Linked DNA regions of Mus musculus: region 2 is linked to region 1. Evidence: chromatin loops called from intact Hi-C (ENCODE). Cell type or tissue: heart. All regions are shown on one strand. Links, peaks and the distances in the headings refer to the core of each region. The heading gives the core; the rest is flanking DNA.

Region 1 (2,904 bases), core at 185-2,684:
TGGTCTATGGGGAGAAAGGAGGAATGCCGAGCTGCAAGTCAATCTCAAACTCCAACTGTGCTTCCAACCACTGGCCAAGATGACAGTCGCCAGACACGTTACTGTTTTCTGTTGCAGAGTACTCCTTTCAAGACACGATGGGAGCAACCCGGGGTTCAAACACAAGACAGGAAGACAGGTTTGAAAGCAATGTTGGCTCTGCCACTCTGCAGCGATGTAACACTGACAAGTGACTTTACCTCTCCGAACTATGGCTGTAAAGCTCCGACAGTGGTGCCTACTCGAGAATGCTGGGAGGGCTCCTCGAACTAAGGAAAACGATAATCGCGACATCAAGCACAATTTGGGCAAGTTCAGATGGTGCTGGCCAGGGCGAGGGCCATCAGGACAGAAAACCAGGTAGCTAGGGGTCACACCTTTCTTATGCACCAGTCCAGGTTCCCGCATGACCAGACAGGTGGCCGGCACCACGCCCATGGGCCTCCCGGTCGCAGCCGGACGTTCCGGGGCTCAGCTCGAGGCCTCAGCCACCCTCTCGTCCTCCGGACCGACCCGCGGCCAGAGCGACGTAGGCCTAGCCGGCCCGGAAGGCCACAGACAAAGCGTACGGCCACCATAGGTGGCCCGCGCGGCCGGACGCGACAGGGACACCGGGCCAGAGCGGCTACCGCACGTACCCGGGAACCTCGCGCCTCCCGGACGCTCCTAGACGATCCCGCCTCTGTCCGAACACGACCGCAAGTAGGCCGGTCAGCCGCCGCCGCCGTCGCCGCGCGCTCCCCGACCCGGAAGTGCACCCATACTCTTCCGGAACTTTCTGCCCTGCCCGTTGGTGGAAACTACTAAGGCCAAAACGGGGAGGAACTCGCGGCGGAGGATGACGAGACGTTAGCGCGTCCCCTTCCTCTCAGAACACCGACTAGCCCATCACAAGTACTGTCAGAGGAGAGCAGTGTTTTGCTGAGCGTGTGCTGTCCGAGCTCTCACCAGTGCACTAAACCAGGCTGTGGGTCTCACCTCCATGCAGTTGGTACAGTCCGACTCCCCATCCGCCGCGATGAATGGGAGCGGCCCCGGGACCACGTCTCCGCCCACAACCGTCCCGCCCTCCCGTGAGCGCCTCCTCCTGGTGGCTGGACTTAACTGCAGCCCGCGGCTGGAGGAGCGCTAGAGAAAAGCTTCAGGATGTCCCCTGGGTCTTCAGGTTCCCTTCCAGTATGCAGTTAATCATGATGGATCCTGTATATACGAGCTCCTCCGTCCCCTTCAGCCCGGCGAGGAGAGGCACAGTAACTTGTGAACACCGTGAAGAACTTAATTGTATGGCACAGATAATTAATAGAAAGAACAGAACTAGAGGTTACCGCCTGGCAGTAGGACACTTTCTTGCCTAGTACGCATAAAGGCCTGGTGAGAGGGGTCAAAGTATGGAGCATAATAGGATTAGGGGAAGAACCATGAGAGGACTCAGGGAAAATTCAGACCCACAAAACTGAGACTGACCTAGAGGCTGAGGGGATCAGAGGACACTGAGGTACTAAACAGGTGGCAATCATGGCTCACTGGACTCAACTGCCCATTTTGTGGTCCAGGGACCACTGTGGCTCAGAAGGGATGGCTTTTGATAGGAATAGAAGACAGACTGTAGCCGGGCAGTGGTGGTGCACGCTTTTAATCCCAGCACTTGGGATGCAGAGGCAGGCAGGCGGGTTTCTGAGTTCAAGGCCAGCCTGGTCTTCAGAGTGAGTTCCAGGACAGCCAGGGCTATACAGAGAAACCCTGTCTCGAAAACAACAAGAACAACAACAAAAAAAAAAAAGGAAAGAAAGAAAGAAAGAAAGAAAGAAAGAAAGAAAGAAAGAAAAAAAAAAAAAGAAAAGAAAAGAAAAGAAAAAGAAAGGAGGAGAAGACAGACTGTAGATTTACTGAGAAACTGGATGAGAGGGGCAGGGAGGAGAGGGAAGGAAGAATATGAAGATGAGGAGATAGGAGTCTACTTAGAAGAGGGAAAGCTAGGGTTATCCCCAGAGAGCAGAGGACAAAAGGCTGCCTTGGAGATAAAATGTGGTGGTAGTGGGGACCAGCTTTGGAACCTGGGACTTTCAGTGCTAAAAAGTCCAGATTCTACAAAGAAACTCAAGGGTAGGGTACTGAAGAAAACAAGAAAAGGAGAAGCAAACACATACATCAAGAAGGGATCTGGGGCTGGACAGGGTGACATAACCTTTACTCTCAGAAGAGACAGGCGGACCAGTGTGAGTTCAAGGCTAGCCTGGAGCACATAGCAAGTTCCAGAACAGCCAGAGCTACAAAGAGACCCTCTTTGTCTCAAAGGAAAGAAAGGACCTGGGAGCAGGGGGGTGGTTAAGATGGAGGGGTGCTTGACTGGCATGCCCAGAGCCATGGGTTCATCCCTGGCACAAAATAAATTAGATATGGAAGCATAGGCAAGATTATATAGAAGGTCATCCTTGCATACACAGGGAGTTCAAAAACAGTCTAGACTACATGAGACTCTTAACTCAAAAACGATGGGGCTGGGAGTAAGGCCCATCTGAGACTCTGAGAGTATCAGTCTTGGAGGAAGTATAGAGAAACTCAGAAGACTGAACAGGAAAGGCCAGCATGGTAACTATGCAGTAAATTCGCTGATTTGCTGGGAAGAGAACGATAAGTAGAATTAGCTAAGAAGAGGAAATTTAAAGGAGTTTAAAAAGGAGAAATATTGTGGCTGAAAGATGGTTCAGAGGTTAAGAGCATTGGCTGCTCTTCCAGAGGTCCTGAGTTCGATTCCCAGCAACCACAAGTTGACTCACAACCATCTATAATGAGATATGGCGCCCTCTTCTGGCCTGTAGACATACATGCAGACAGAATTAGGTATACACAATAAGTCTTTTTTTA
Region 2 (2,904 bases), core at 200-2,699, 59 kb after region 1:
GAACACAGATTTAGGTTACTCCAGATTCTGTGTTCCCATGGAGGTAGTTTCATGACGTTTTGTAGTTTTACAGAAGAAAATAGTAGTAAACAAGGCAAGTTTAAGTACATTGAAGGGTACATCAGAGAGATTGGTACAACAAGAGGAAGGAAGCTTTTCTGTAAGTCCAAGATGCCAACTGATGACATTCTTGGCTTTTGGTTAGTGGAAGCTACTGGTCTGCTAAAGGATTCCAAAAGGATGCTGGGTGTGGTGACACTTGCCTTTCCTACCAGCAGTCAGGGGGAAGAGGAAGCCACATCTCTGTGAGTTGTAGGCCAGCCTGATCACAAGATATTAGTTGCAACACAGGTAGGCAAGGAAGAGCTGTTCTAGAGGGGTAGAACTAGCCCAGGATAAGGCAGCCTCTGGAACTGCACCAGCCCAATTTCTCCACAGCACTGAAACTCTAATCAGCCAGTCTCTGTAGATACAGCTTCTTTTCAGGAATTCTCCTTCATGGCAGCAACAAATAAAGGCTGGCTGGCCAAAGTTTTCCTTCTAATTGGGCAGGCTTTAATCTTTCCCCAAAGAACTGATCCCCAACTTCACAGGTCAGTTGTTGGTATTGGTTCCATGAGGATGGCTCTGCAGCGATGAAGATTAAGCTCTGTCTGTAGTGGCCACTGCACAGGGTTTATGAAGCTGAGTTCCAGCCTCTTTTCTTGCCTGTCTCTTTGCCTCCTTCTCTCCCTTCAGGGCTCCCTGTCCCAGGTCTTTTAGGGAACACAATTCCTGATTTCCTATGCTGGCCTGCTAGACTCTCCTTTACTTGTATTATTAAAGTTCCCGGAGGGACTCAGAACAGCATCTGGCAAATGACAAGTGTTTAACAAACACTTAGGTGGATGGATGCCAGTTCCTTGGCAAGGGTGTGTGTGGCCATTTGTGCAAGAGAGCAGGGCTCCTGAGTGACAAACTCTCAATGCTGACTTTTTCCACAGTGCTAGAATCCCAGCACTCAGGAAGCAAATCTGCATGTTCAAGGCCCTCCTGGGCTACACATCAAGACCTTATTTCAAAAATACAGAAACCAAAAGCAAATCCTATAACTTGGGAGTATGTTACAAAGTTTAAACATGGGCTGGAGGGATGGCTTAGGACACTGCTCTTCCAGAGCACCCAGGTGTAGTTCCCAACACCTGAATGGTGGCCATTCCCCAAGAATCTGATACCCTCTTCTGGCCTTCCTGGGCACGATGCACAGATATATATGCAGATGAAGCATTCATATATAAACGATATTTAAGACAAATATCAGAAATGCTTAGTGACGAAATGCTTGAGAGCCCCATGCATCAGAGGCTCTCGACATCCCAAGCCCTATCCCCAGGGAGAAAGGCTGTTCATAATGAACACTGTTCTAGCCATGAAAACCTGGTCGGCCTGTAGGAGAGATGGGTGTGTTCATACCAGAAGCTCTCATCACAGTCACACCCATTTCGTGGCAGCTGTGGATCATTTTACGTATTTTTAGTCAGGCTCAAAGAAGTGACTCAGGTTTGTCAAGTTCTGTTCCCAAAGTGCAGCCTGCATGTGGGAGGGACAGACCTAGTGGGCGGTCTCCAGTAGGCAAAGTGAAAGGCTAGTTGGGGCCAGAGAAAGAGAAGCGGCGAAAGTCTCTACGCCCCGCCCTGGGCGGAAGAAAACGGATCGTCTGGGACCTCTTGCAGCGGCACCAGGTGAGCAAGGGCCATGTTCCGGGGCGCCCGGCTGCCTTTGAGAGTTTTTTTCGGGTCCCTTCCTGGCCCTCTTAATACGTGGCAGAGCGGCTGGACCAGAAGGTTTGAGGGATCAAAAAATTGGGCGGGGGCGGGATCACGGGCCCGGCGAGTCTCTGAGGCCTGTTCCTCCCTTAGGGTGACACATTTGTGCCTCAGAGGAGCCTTGCTTGGTGCTTGAAGGCTGACCTCATAGCTCCGTCGCCAGCGACCTGTTCGCTCGCTCACTTTAAGGCCCAAAGAGGGTGTCTTCAGATCCTAGGATTAACCCAACAGCTAGGAGCAGCTAGTTAGCAATATCCAATCACATCAAAGCAGAGGCCTGAATCATGCTTCTAAGCCAGGCTGGTGGGACCTCCTGCCTGGTCCCAAGGCCAAACAGGGGGAGGAGTGTGGGAGAAGAACCAGCTGCCTGGGTTCTTTCACATCCCTTGCCCCTGACCTCAGATGATCGTCAGGACTGGCTGGCACCCTGCCTCCCATAAAGTCCAGTCCTGTGCTTTCCTCAAAGGTAGATACTCTAGGACCCTGTAGTCTGTAGTGCATAAGAGAGCAGGTGTGGGTTGCACCTGTGACTAGAAGTACTGTAGCTACCCCACCCCAGTGGCAGTGCCCTAGTGATGACTGGCTTTGGATGACACATCTGATCCAGGCAGTGCTGGTTTTACTCCCTGGCGAGTTGTGGGTGGGGCTAACTGGTTTCTCCATGCCCTGGCTATATGTCCACAGTGAGTTATCTCTGCCGTTGCCTCAGTTTTCCCTGTCACTAGCCCTTGTGTCAATATGTGTAAAGTGCTCCTGGTTAGCATTAAGGGGGTATCCTCCTAGCCCTGGGAAGGAAGGGGAAGACCCCGTTAGTAAAGCCATGTTGTGCCAGGCACTGTAACTTCACACAGAGCTGTTTGCCAGTTTCGGTAACTGTTATAGAGAGCAGCTGAAGTGACTTCTGTTTCTCTTAAACAGAACCTAGTACCGCTCTCCCTTCAGTGCTAGGAGCACAGCACTGATCTCTTCTTTCAAGCCTTCCAGGATACCCACATGCTGTCCAGGCTAGCTTGCTTGACAGATAGTTGCTTAGGAATGTGGAGACATGGGTATTTGTCTCTAGGCCTCAGATACATCCTTCCACAGCCAGTGCCTGTCA

Evidence for each region. A loop is a pair of places that touch in the nucleus more often than their neighbours do. Peaks named below come from ENCODE experiments on the same cell type or tissue, not always from the same donor. Only the 100,000 strongest peaks of a DNase experiment are listed, where the experiment ranks them.
Region 2: a loop joins it to region 1, with 2.8 times the contacts of the local background. A loop is called at or near these places in 3 of 42 quality-filtered maps.

What each region holds. Positions count from the first base shown.
Region 1 is chr7:141,226,665-141,229,568 of GRCm38, reverse strand. It overlaps Gm51460, which reads left to right. Exons shown (of 1, transcript XM_030243134.1): 1 at 1-1,363. The coding sequence starts at 358. The coding sequence ends at 846. It overlaps Phrf1 (PHD and ring finger domains 1), which reads right to left and starts at 781. Exons shown (of 18, transcript NM_001081118.1): 1 at 678-781. In heart, for the core only: a CTCF peak has its summit at 1,136 (motif pointing left); DNase peaks (open chromatin) are centred at 918, 1,048 and 1,598; H3K4me3 peaks cover 1,250 bases; H3K27ac peaks cover 1,464 bases.
Region 2 is chr7:141,167,493-141,170,396 of GRCm38, reverse strand. Rnh1 (ribonuclease/angiogenin inhibitor 1) reads left to right here and starts at 1,461. Exons shown (of 10, transcript NM_145135.3): 1 at 1,461-1,721. In heart, for the core only: no CTCF peak of the experiment used is centred there; DNase peaks (open chromatin) are centred at 1,676 and 2,256; H3K4me3 peaks cover 1,384 bases; H3K27ac peaks cover 1,594 bases.